Linked DNA regions of Homo sapiens: region 1 is linked to region 2. Evidence: chromatin loops called from intact Hi-C (ENCODE). Cell type or tissue: PC-9. All regions are shown on one strand. Links, peaks and the distances in the headings refer to the core of each region. The heading gives the core; the rest is flanking DNA.

Region 1 (6,068 bases), core at 405-5,404, 710 kb before region 2:
TGCATGATGAAATATACGGTAGTAAAATGTCATGACACCTGCAATTTACATTCCAGTGGTTCAGGAAAAAAATCTGTGTGTGTGCACACATATGTACACATAGAGAGCAAAAGAACGAAAGCCCACGTAGCAAAATGGTAATTGGTGAATATAGCTGAAGGGTATATGGGTGTCATTGTACTATTATTTCTGCTCTTCTATAGATTTGAAAAGTTTGAAAACTAGGGGAAAATTTTGTAAGTTGTAAAATAATGGACTCGATGCTTTTATATTTGCCTCCTAGTCTGGGGCACTTTCTACTACTTCAGTTATGCATCTGATACACTAACTAGGTGTTAACTGATTAAATGCTCAAAAAATAAAATCACAACTTGTAAGCAACCTGTCCAATTGTGTAGTGTATTTTAAAACCTATGGCTCGAAACATAGCTTTTAAAATCTGCTGTCTTCCTACCTAAGAAAGTTTCCAAGATAGGGTAAGTTATAACCAATGTTAAAAACACAGATTTTTAAAAATTCATTTTTAGGACCTTATAAATTATGTATAGATTTATTTATAAACAGTTTATTGTATGTTTTAAAATGTTCCCCCACTCTGTTTATAGAAAAACAAGCACAAACAGATTAAAAAACAAGAATGGACTCTTAAGGATACCCTTTACAACTTCTCTTTAAAAATGAGCCTGACTAAATGTATGGATTTAAACATGCTTGAGATCCACTTCTTTTCTTTCTCTTACCTCCCCAGTGTTTTTCAATATTATACACTACTAAACCCCACCTTTATCCCAAACACTTGCTCAAAGCAACTTGACATTCTATTCGTCTCAGTTTTGCTGCACTATAACATGTTAAAACCATGCTACTTAGAACTGTAGAGAAAACCTTTCTCATTTTCTCTTCAATCTCTTAGGTTGATGCACCATCACATTTAATTGTTCAACTTTTTAAGTGGTATGTTGTAGTGCAGCTGATACAGGTGAAGACACCTCTGAATAAAATGCCCACTTTCTACTGTGGCCATATACACATTGCACAAATACATATTCACTTTTTATTTTCCTGTGGATTGCAGCATTTACTGATTTTTCAACAAACAGAATATGTGACACATCCTGGGCACATTCCATCTTGTCTTCATCCTTTCTCTAATTACAGCTCTCCATGATTGCAGGGATAAAACAAGTGAATGTGTGTGCGTAGGTCGTTATCAAACAATCCAGGTAATCAAACACCAGAATTACTGCTCTTGGTACAATATTCTTCTACATACTCTTATGTGTTATATTAGAAAACACAGCTTTTTACTATTACCTATATAATATATAGGTTAGAAAATAAGATTCATTGTTTCCATATTTATTGCCATGGTCTCTTTACAGATACAACACTTTTGAGTGCTAAAAGAATTATTTTGCTGGTCCCCAAATGTTTGGGTTTTCTTTGTTCCTTAGAATGATTATCTTAGTTTTCAGTGATGGAAGTCATATATGTGGAATTTTCTCAGATCCTAAATATTTTATTTAGTTCATCATCATATGTTACTAAACTTTAAAATAATATTTTCTGCTTGAGAGCTGGGTTAACCAAGAAGGGGATTTGAGTTCAAAATTGAACCAACCTCTGTAGACAGGGAACTGACCAGCTGAAAACTAACATGGAAATAATGTGAAGTGAAACTGATAGCAGAATTGAAAGAAATTAATTTAAGGACCCTTGACAGTTTTCCTCTATTTTTGTTTTTAGATATATTCACTCTGGAAATGTGGAGACCATTTGTAAATAAGTGTGTGAGCCTTGGTCATGGCCACATTTACCATGGTGGGGGTAGTTAAAGGAAATATTTATCTCTTTGTTATATGTAAACCTATACTAAAAATCTGTAATGAGATTAAACTTATAAAATAATATTTGAGATCCTCAGGAAATAGGATAAAAGCATTTATTATTAGCATATACATAGAATTTTGAATTTATGTTTTAAAAAATAGTTAATTTTCAAAGGTTATTCAAACCAGTACACTTCAAATGTAGGTCACTGGCTGTGTCAGAATCACTCTTTGTGTAGCTTTCAAAATACACTTATTTTCAAGTCCTGTTCCTAGATATTTAGAATTAGGAGGTCGGGGTGAGTTTCCTTAATCTGTATGTTTGTAAAACTCCTAAAGTGATACTTCTCTAATTATCTTTGGGGATCACTGTTTTAAATATTTTCTAGGGTATGTTGTTCATATTACTATATTCATTTCCTTAGCCATTTAAAAAATATTTATTAGGTAGTATGTTTTTGTTGCAGATAATAGAATATCCAGTTCAAACTGGCTTAAGTAATAAAGGGGATTTATTGGCTTATATAGCTAAAAAGTCTAGAAGTAGAATATGCTTCAGAAAAAGTTTGATTTGGGCTCCAACTTGCAACTAATCATGATTCTGAAGGCTCTGCTGTTTTTGTCATTTCTATCCTCAGGAGGTTTTCCTCATTATATTAAAATGGCTAACAGATGAGCTTTATATTCATATATCATAGTGTCCAGAATAAGAAGCTGTACTCTATAATTACCAGCAAAAGTTGTGAGTCACACTATTTGAACACCCCCGAACCCATCACTGTACAAAACAGATATGGTTATCCTGTTTGGTTTAGACTTGACCAGTCAGATCCTACCCATGGAGTTAGGGTGGTATCATTCCAATCCTATCACCACTACATAATGGGGGAGAGCATATAGATCTTGAAGTAATAATCACAAAACCTACTGTAAAATATTAAAGGGATAAACTAACGGAGCCTACTCTAAAGTAATCTTTGGGGGACTTATATCTTTTCATATATGTAAATGAAGTGCAGTGTAGACCAGTGTTTACTTTTTAGCAGATGATAGGAGGAAAGAGGGGATGAATTGTTTTTCATCAATAACTTTTCCTCCCAGTATTTTACTGTGAAAAATTTCAAACATAGAATTTGAAAGAATTGTACAGTGAACACCTATAAACCCACTATCTCCACTCTATTAATATTTTGGTATATTTTCTTTTTCTGTTGCTTTATCAGCTGTTCATCTTCCATTGTAGGGATCTTATTTTTTAATGCACTTCAAAGTTACTTTGTTATACTTTACCCCTAAACACTTAAATATGCATATCATTAATTGAGTTATTGATGACCATTTGATTAAGAACCTCATACATACAAAGCTCTCTTGGCTTAAGGCCTTAATATGAATCAGATTTGTATGGACGTTGTAATGGTAATTTCTGAAAGAATTATTCAAAGATAGAACCAAGAGTGAAATATGCATTTACACCTTTTACACATGTTATGTTATGCCCTCTTTATAAAGTTTCATTTGTGGTATATGACAAAACGTATGTATTTAAGGTCTCTTCAGTGAAAGTACGGAATACCAAAGTTGTTGATATGTTGGGCGTCTTTTTCTTTAAGTTTGTTACTTACCTAATTAGTTTTACTTAGGAAACCAGTTAACTGGCAATCTGTTGTTATCAGCTAGACCAAAAGAAAACCTCAAGAAAATGCAGGTTTCTGGTAAATTTATTAGTGTAGTTGACATTTTCCCACCTGCTTATCAGAAACAACCATGTGGACACTGTTTGAAAATAGAAAGTTATAAAAATACTTAGGAAAAAATTGTAAACATTAGATAATTGAATGAACTGTCCCAGAACTAAAATTAAATTGATACCCACTTAGAATATAGTAATTCATTGCTATGTCTTTTGGTATTGTAAATATAGTTACCCTGTTTTAACTTTTAAAGAGGATCCTAAAAGGCTTTGAATTAACAAGTTTAAATGAGAGCATAAAATGTAGAACATAAAAATCACAGACTTTTGATAAATGGTTATTGATACATTTTAATTTATTAAATAGCATTTAGGACATCTCACTTTTTACTTCTGTTTTTGGAATGTCAGCTATATTTCCTTAAGGCAGACTGTTGAATCAGAATATCCCATTCAGAGCTTTCTAACTGGTCCGTCACACTGGTGTGCCACTAATGTGTGACAAATAAGCTGAGATAGTAATTTTCTTGCCCAGGGGTTACTGCCATAGCCTGGAGCTGCTTAATCACCCTTTCTCTTTCCTCAGTTTATCTAGTGTGCCTTAGAAGTTGTTTTCTGAGTGTGTGTGCATGTGTTTATGTATGTGTGCCTCACCACAGAAGCAATGACTTAATGGTCATTATAGTCCAACTTTTTGTTTGTAAAAGTTTTGCGGAAGAAACCCAACATTAAGCTTTATTAAATTTTATTTAAATCTAAATAAGACAACTATATAATTGGATTTAATAAAAAATATAGTTTTCCTTTTTGAAATTCTTTTTTCCACAGTGAATAGAAGTTCAAGAAACACTTTTAAAGTTAAAAATATTCCATCTGTTTTATCATAAAGTTTCTTAGCTTCCCTGTTTTATCCATCTTTATTGTTGTAAAATTTCTTAGCTTCACTGTTTTTCATCAAATGCTATCTTTCCTCCAAAGAAATCAAAGTGCTATTACAAAGTTTTTAGCTAGACCCTACTAAGACCCACCTTTGGAAAAAACATCTTTGGAGTCACTTGGTAGCTTTTGTATAACAACTTTAATGATTTTTGTTTTACCAGAATTTTTTTTCATTGCAAGTTTCTCTGGAGGAAAGAATTGGTGTTAATTATTGTTACTAGTCATTCTACAGCCTTTCAAACCTAAAGTCTTTCTGCATTCTTGAACTTCTCTCTTACAATGTTAGAGGTTACCTTGGCCTTTGTCATCTTATTTGCCCTGAAAATATTATATTATCCCACATATTATTGCTATGAGATGTCCAAAATCCTCAAGAACTTTACCTTTATTAAGGACGAGATTCAAAGATACTTTTCTCCAAGTTGGATTCCATATTGCAAACATCTAACCTTTCTATCTCATCCAGACGGGTTTCTTCCTAGTAGTGGATTTCACTTTTCATCTAACCAACCAAGGGAGTGAGTATGACCTCATACCAAAATTAGGCCCCCCCTGCCCTCGCTCCCGCCAAAAAAAAAAAAAAACACCTAAAAGGACAGCTGAGCATATGTATCCAAATGGGTGATTCTTATCAAATTAGTCCCCCTTGGAAGTATATCAGTTTACTGACATGCTTACTCAGACACTTCTTATGTCACATATGGGATTTGGAGAATACCTCCTATGAGAATAATGATTTTGTTTCTTTTATATGAATGAGCATTCTTCCTCGTGTTTTTTTTCCCCTTATTTCTACATTCTTCCTGTTTCACTCACTCTCTTATTCTCTGTTTGATGTCATCCTTTTCCACTTTGAGGGTATACAGACAGAACTGACAATGGAGTAAGTCCAGAGCCAAGGAAAATCTTAGGGTGAGATAGTTATGAAACAGACTGAATTTTAATGGTGAGTTTATCTTTCTTATATTACTCTTTTGTTCTTATTCTGTGCCTTTGAAATATTTCTTTTTTTTTTTTTTTTTTTTTTTTTGAGATGGAGTCTCCCTCCATCGCCAGGCTGGAGTGCAGTGGCGCAATCTCGGCTCACTGCAACCTCCACCTCCCGGGTTCAAGCGATTCTCCTGCGTCAACCTCCTGAGTAGCTGGGATTACAGGCGCCTGCCACCATGCCTGGCTAGTTTTTGTATTTTTAGTAGAGACAGCGTTTCACCATGTTGGCCAGGATGGTCTCGATCTCTTGACCTCGTGATCCGCCTGCCTCGGCCTCCCAAAGTGCTGGGATTTCAGGCATGAGCCACCGCGCCTGGCCCAAAATATTTCATTTTAAAAATGGGTGATTAAAAACAAGAGGCAGACATAAGCGCATGTAAATGGTATTGGACAGCTTGTGTGTTTAATATGAGTCATTAGCTTAGTGCCGTTAATGCAAGTAGCTGTAGCATTTCATCTTCAATTCTTTATATATTGTAGTTCCCATTTAAATTATCAGAGGCTAAAATAAATATTAAAGTAAATACATAGACTTTTGTAACAAATCCAAGAAAGAAAATTTGCTTGATTCTTTGCATAAATCTCTATCTGCTTAATTGTTTCTCATGTTCAGAATG
Region 2 (6,068 bases), core at 332-5,331:
CTTTTCCAACTTTGTGAAATGTGTCAACACCCACCCTCCCTTTTTCCTGTATTTTCCTTGGGAGTGAGGTGTGTTGTGCTTGGGATAGATGGAAGGGCTCTTAAGGACGGACTGAAGTTCGGCCCCAAGGAAACCAAGGCTGCTGGGGCCAGATTTGTTGATCATGCTCCCAGCCAGGAATGAGGGTGGGCCTGCTCTGGAGGGACAGCCCACCTTGCCTCTGAAGGCAGCCGGCACAGAACAGGCAGAGTGGAGTCAGGCTTCTCTGCTCTCCTCGTACCATCTGTGCGTACTGCTTCCCCCGTGCCTACCAGTACAGGTGGTTCCAGAGTAATCTTCCTCCTTTCTTTTCCTGCCACTGGCAGCCACAGAATGTTGGGACTAATTAATCTGATACCTCAGGATAATAAATCTCTTTGGTAGAAACAGCTTGCTAATGATAAATGATAGTTTTAATACTATACATGCACAATCTCATTTGATTCTTGCAACAACTCTGTGATGTAGCTAAGTTTTGTCTGTTACACTCTTTACAAAGGAGGAAACTGAGGCTCCATTCTGATCTAAACCTCCATCCTTTCTTGTCTGACATGCTGTGAGAATCTCAACTGATTGTCCAGGCAGTCTGGCCTCCCTTCAGTCTGTTCTCTGTACAGCGTGAGGGAAATCTTTAGTAATCCCATCTGATCACGCTATTCCCTGTTTAAACCCCTCCTTGAACTTATTCCTCTTCTCTTTCCCTTTCAGCTCTGCAGCTCTCCTCCCTCCTGTAATGCTTCCTCTGCCTGCAGTGTCATTCATCACCTGACTTTTAAAATCTTCGCTTATCCTCAGGTTGCGTATACTTTTCCTTTAGAGCTCTGATTATATCGTGTAGTTACATGTTTGTGATTATTGTCTGTTTATCTCACCAGCTTTTAAGCCCACAAGGGCAAAAAACATGTCTCCTTGGCCACTGCTTAGCAGAGTAAGCAATAAAGATTTGTTGAAAGGAGAAACTCAGGAAATTAAATGTCTTGTGAGAAGTAGTAAATGATATTTTTACTCGGATATAAGCTCCCTGAGGGCAGGATTTTTGGCGTCTTTTTTTCATTGCTATATCCCTGGCATCTTGAACAGTGCCTGGCATATAGCAGTAATATTTATTGAATATCAGTTGTGCTTGGATGTGATTCCGAAGATTTCTTATCCAAATCTAGGACTTTTTCTCTCATTGTGCCAAATCTATCTGAAGATGGGGATTAGTTTAGTTCTGATTCTGAATCAACTCATGGATGTAGCCAGGCCATGTTAGCCATCTAAGGGGAAGCTACTAATTTTTTCTTACTGGTTTTTAGCCTATTGCCAGACATCCATTTTGCCACAGTTTTTCTCTTAGATAGAGCAAGATTTCTCTCCTCACCTTAGGGAATATTGTACCCAACCAGATCCTTTTGAATATTGGTTTAGAACGTGATGGTTTTGAGGATTCATTTGGATGGGATTTTTTCAGCTAATCTTGGTCTTTACCTGTGCACTCTGTTGGGTCATGAGGGCATGTGGGGCAGTATGCTCAGTTTAATGGACTCAGAAATAAACCCAGGGGATCTCTGAAATTAGCAGAATTAGCAGCACATTTGTTTGCTTTTTTTTTAAACCCATTAAGTTCTAAGAATTTTCTTTTTTTTTTTTTTTTTGGGAGACGTAGTCTCGCTCTGTCACCCAGGCTGGAGTGCAGTGGCGCGATCTCAGCTCACTGCAAGCTCCGCCTCCTGGGTTCACGCCATTCTTCTGTCTCAGCCTCCCGAGTAGCTGGGACTACAGGTGCCTGCCACCGCGCCCGGCTAATTTTTTGTATTTTAAGTAGAAACGGGGTTTCACCATGTTAGCCAAGATGGTCTCGATCTCCTGACCTCGTGATCCACCCGCCTCGGCCTCCCAAAGTGCTGGGATTACAGGCGTGAGCCACCGCGCCCGGCCAAGTTCTCAGAATTTTCTTATGTTCATTGATGAATACTAAGTGTTCTTCAGTTCATCAAAGTTCACCTACCTTTTAAATGGAACATGTTGCTTTGAAATGTGGGGAAAATGACTATTATTCCAAATTGCTCTTTCATGATCTCAGAGTACCCTATTTATATTTCTACTTTTTTTTTAAATAAATACTTTAAGTTCTAGGGTACATGTGCACAATGTGCAGGTTTGTTACATAGGTATACATTAGGTATACATGTGCCATGTTGGTTTGCTGAAACCATTAACTCATCATTTACATTAGGTATTTCTACTTTTTTTTTTTTTTTAAGTGAAAGCAAGTTTATTAAGAAAGTAAAGGAATAAAGGAATGGCTACTCCATAGACAGAACCTATATTTCTTTCTTTCTTTTTTTCTTTTTTTTTTTTTTTTTGAGATGGAGTCTCACTCTGTTGTCCAGGCTGGAGTGCAGTGGCATAATCTCGGCTCATTGCAATTTCCCTCTCCTGGGTTCAAGTGATTCTCCTGCCTCAGCCTCCCGAGTAGCTGGGATTACAGGCACGTACCACCACGCCTGGCTAACTTTTGTATTTTTGGTTGAGCTGGAGTTTCGCCAGGTTGGCCAGGCTGGTCTTGAACTCCTGACCTCAGGTGTTCTGCCCAGCTCGGCCTCCCAAAGTGCTGGGATTACAGGCATGAGCCACTGTGCCCAGCCAGAACCCATATTTCTAAAGAAAGCATTTAGTTCATAAAGTCCAGAGATTCTTTGAGGTCAAAAAGTCAGGATTGGGAGTCCCTGATGTTTGCAGTCAGTGTGGTAGAACCTCACAGAAGAAAGAGGAGTTTGTATTTCGTTAGTTTTATCAAAGCTACAACTTTTCGGAAGCCTTCAGTCCATCCAGCATTCCAGGGAACTGATTCCTAAGTCGGGTGTTAAGGCACTGAGGTGTACAAGTTGTGGCCAAAACTGGAGTTCAGCTGAATGAGAATGACACACTTCCCTTTTGCTTCTCCTCTGCCTTGGGAATCTTTCACCACACTGGGGAGATTAGACAAAAACCTTCTGCAGTTTATTTTCTTTTTGAACAGTTACATTATGGAGAGACTTTTAAGCTAAAAGAAGAAAAGCTCCCTTTTTGTTACAAACAGCAGTGTGTAGTTTCAACTTGTCCAGGACTTCCTCAGAGATGTTTTAAGATCCGGTGTAAACTTGCTGTGGTTTGCCTTTGGGCATCAAACTGTTTAGCTTGGCTCTATTATATCTGTAATTGCTGCATTTTAATAATTGCCCAATATTCTTGTCAGCAATTTGCAGCCTATATTTTTAATGGAACCATTTGCCTTTCTTTTCCACAGGTTTGTTCAGACCTGGCTTAAGCCCCTGGATTAACGCAGCACAGACCCTCAGACCCACTGCAGCTGTGGGCAGGGTGACGCAAGCTCATTAAATATTCCCACAAGCCTCGTGCCGCTTACAGTTTATGTGCTTCATAAAATCCTCTGGGAAGTCATCTTCTTCTGAGATCTCCTTACAGGGATTTGCTTTATAAAAGTTGTCTTTAACATTTGCTGAAATAGCATATTGTTTCAGAGAGGTTTTTCCTTATCAAAATTATTATATAGGCAGGAGGCACTATAGTTCTTGTGAACCAATTCACTAATTTAGGGAATCTAATATTTCGAAGGGAAAAAAATAGAGACAGATCCTCTTTGTGGTGGTTGAATTTTTAAGTTAACGGAGAAGATTTCCATATGATCAGAGTTGATGTGGAATTATGGTGACAGAAATGTTCGACTTAGAGGGATAATAAGTCAGTTTAATGGCTCCCAAATTATCTCTATAATTTAGTCAGCTTTTGAGACAAGACCGTTGTGTCATTGATGACTTATGCCTCAACTTGACTGGTAATTTTGTTCTTTTAGTGAGTCCACTCTTTAGCTTATCTCCTTTTGACTGTTGTAATGTTTATTTTTCAGTAAACAAAAGATTGAACTGGATTTACAGTAGCTAAGAATTACATAAATAGCTATATCTTAATTTCTCCACTTTATTGGTATAAATAGCTCAAAGAGAATGGACAAGTAGTGATACAGTACAGTAATTGTAGCTAACATTTATTTGGTTGGTTGTTACGTGCTAGGGACTGTTCTAAGCATTGTGTATGTATATTAACTAACTGAATCCTCACAACAGCCTACCATACATTTCCTACCACAGGATATGTTCATTCAAGAAGAGTAAGCTGCCTAACATTACCATTTGGTAAGGGGCAGAGTGGATTCACACCCAGGCAGATTTTTAATCTTTATCATAATCCGTATGCTATTCATACTAGGATTTTAATCACTATCGTATATCAAGATTGAACCATAGTGGCCTCCTGCCTATATAATAATTTAGTTTCAAGACATATCTAAGAAATTCTTTTTGAAATTGGAACTTTACTGTTATTATTTCTGGATAGGTAATACTTGCACATGGTATTAATACAAAACCCAGAAGGGAATTCAGTGAAAAGCTTCTGCTCCCTCCCACCCCTGTCCTGCAGTCACCCTATTTCCCCCGTTCTCATAGGTAAAGTTACAATTGCAAAGAGCCATTTTAAATATCTCTCTTTGTCACTTGATGCAATAAATTAAGACCATTTAATTAAAAACTCATTTAAAATAATTTTTTTTGTACTGTTATCTACAAGCGCCCACATTGGCTTTGTCTCTGAAGGTAGCTATGGGCAACTCCTGTTGCGTGATATTTCCTGAGTGAGGATGACAAGGCCACAACCCCCAGGTGTGTGAGATGGCTCCCGGAAATGCCACCATTCTGCCTTTTCCAGGGCTTAGATCAGGGAGGGTCTTTGCACTTTTACCCATAACTTTTATTCTTGATGAGAAGGAACCATGCCTGGAGCATAGTAAATGCTCAGTACATGTTTGTTAATTGAACTTCTGTGAGTTGTGCCAGGCTCAGGGATAGAGGGCTGGAGAAATATACTTTGGAGTGTCTAAATCAGTGACCATTAGGGCCGTGTGAGGAATATTCAAGTTAGGCAAACCACCACAAAACTCTCATTGAAGACTCTGGATAGGAAAAGCTTAGAAAGAACCTTCTAGATCCTTGAGTCCAGTAACCAGATAGTCTCAGATGGGCTGAGAGACAGGGAAGACTTTTTTCCTGTTAAAATGTTGGCAAACAGTTGAAATAAGAACCTTGCCTTTTTATGTTTCTTTATTTTTTTCAGATTGATTCCTAGCACAACTTAATTTGATCCTTGTGATAACCCTGTTATTATAACATTAGATTGAGTCTCTAATCAGTGCTGGTTTTGTTTTCTTGCTGGCACTAGGGTTGCATGTATCAAGTGTCATTGATTACTTTGGTACCACAACTTAACTGGTGGTGTTATATTTCAGGTGCACCTTGATTTTCTTCTGTAGTTCTGAAAATTCTCTATAAAACCAAAGATTTAAAATGTCAAAAACAGGGCCGGGCGTGGTGGCTCACGCCTGTAATCCCAGCACTTTGGGAGGCTGAGGTGGGCAGATCACGAGGTCAGGAGTTCAAGACCAGCCTGGCCAACATGGTGAAACCCCATCTCTACTAAAAATACAAAAATTAGCCAGGCGTAGTGGCGCATGTCTGTAATCCCAGCTACTTGGGAGGCTGAGGCAGGAGAATCGCTTGAACCCAGGAGGCGGAGGTTGCAGTGAGCCAAGACTGCGCCACTGTGCTCCAGCTTGGCGACAGAGAGAGACTCTATCTCAAAAAAAAAAAAAAAAAGCCAATAACAAATATGTCATTTGCAAAAGTATTTGCTATAAAAATCTTTATTAGATAGTCACTGCCCTCAGTCTAGTTTGCTTGAGTGCTATTTTGCATCTTTTAAGATAAATTTCTTACATTACGCTTTTCAGAAATTCTCTGTTTAATTTTAGTGTCTGTTTGTTTATGAAGTTTCTTCATTAAGTTTTCTTATTGAAATTTGTTTTACAGGCAGTTTGAAAATTGCAAGGAGGGACTTTAAGACTACTTCTGATTTGCAAAGATTGTCTGTGCTCTGAGCAGGCTGAAGTGACTGGACGAGACGCACTGTTGGAGAAATAAAAATGACTTCCC

The links. A loop is a pair of places that touch in the nucleus more often than their neighbours do. Peaks named below come from ENCODE experiments on the same cell type or tissue, not always from the same donor. Only the 100,000 strongest peaks of a DNase experiment are listed, where the experiment ranks them.
Region 1: it touches region 2 in a loop (13-fold over the local background); 1 of 110 quality-filtered maps calls a loop at or near these places.

Annotation. Positions count from the first base shown.
Region 1 is chr1:92,569,276-92,575,343 of GRCh38, reverse strand. The region is part of intron 18 of EVI5 (ecotropic viral integration site 5); the gene reads left to right. It also overlaps the pseudogene LOC107985727. Among named protein-coding and RNA genes, the nearest start is that of GFI1, 85 kb to the right of the region's middle. In PC-9, for the core only: no CTCF peak of the experiment used is centred there; no DNase peak of the experiment used is centred there; H3K27ac peaks cover 74 bases.
Region 2 is chr1:91,861,522-91,867,589 of GRCh38, reverse strand. TGFBR3 (transforming growth factor beta receptor 3) reads left to right here. Exons shown (of 17, transcript NM_003243.5): 2 at 5,946-6,068. The coding sequence starts at 6,059. Among named protein-coding and RNA genes, the nearest start is that of TGFBR3, 22 kb to the left of the region's middle. In PC-9, for the core only: no CTCF peak of the experiment used is centred there; DNase peaks (open chromatin) are centred at 2,859 and 3,159; H3K4me3 peaks cover 1,044 bases; H3K27ac peaks cover 1,017 bases.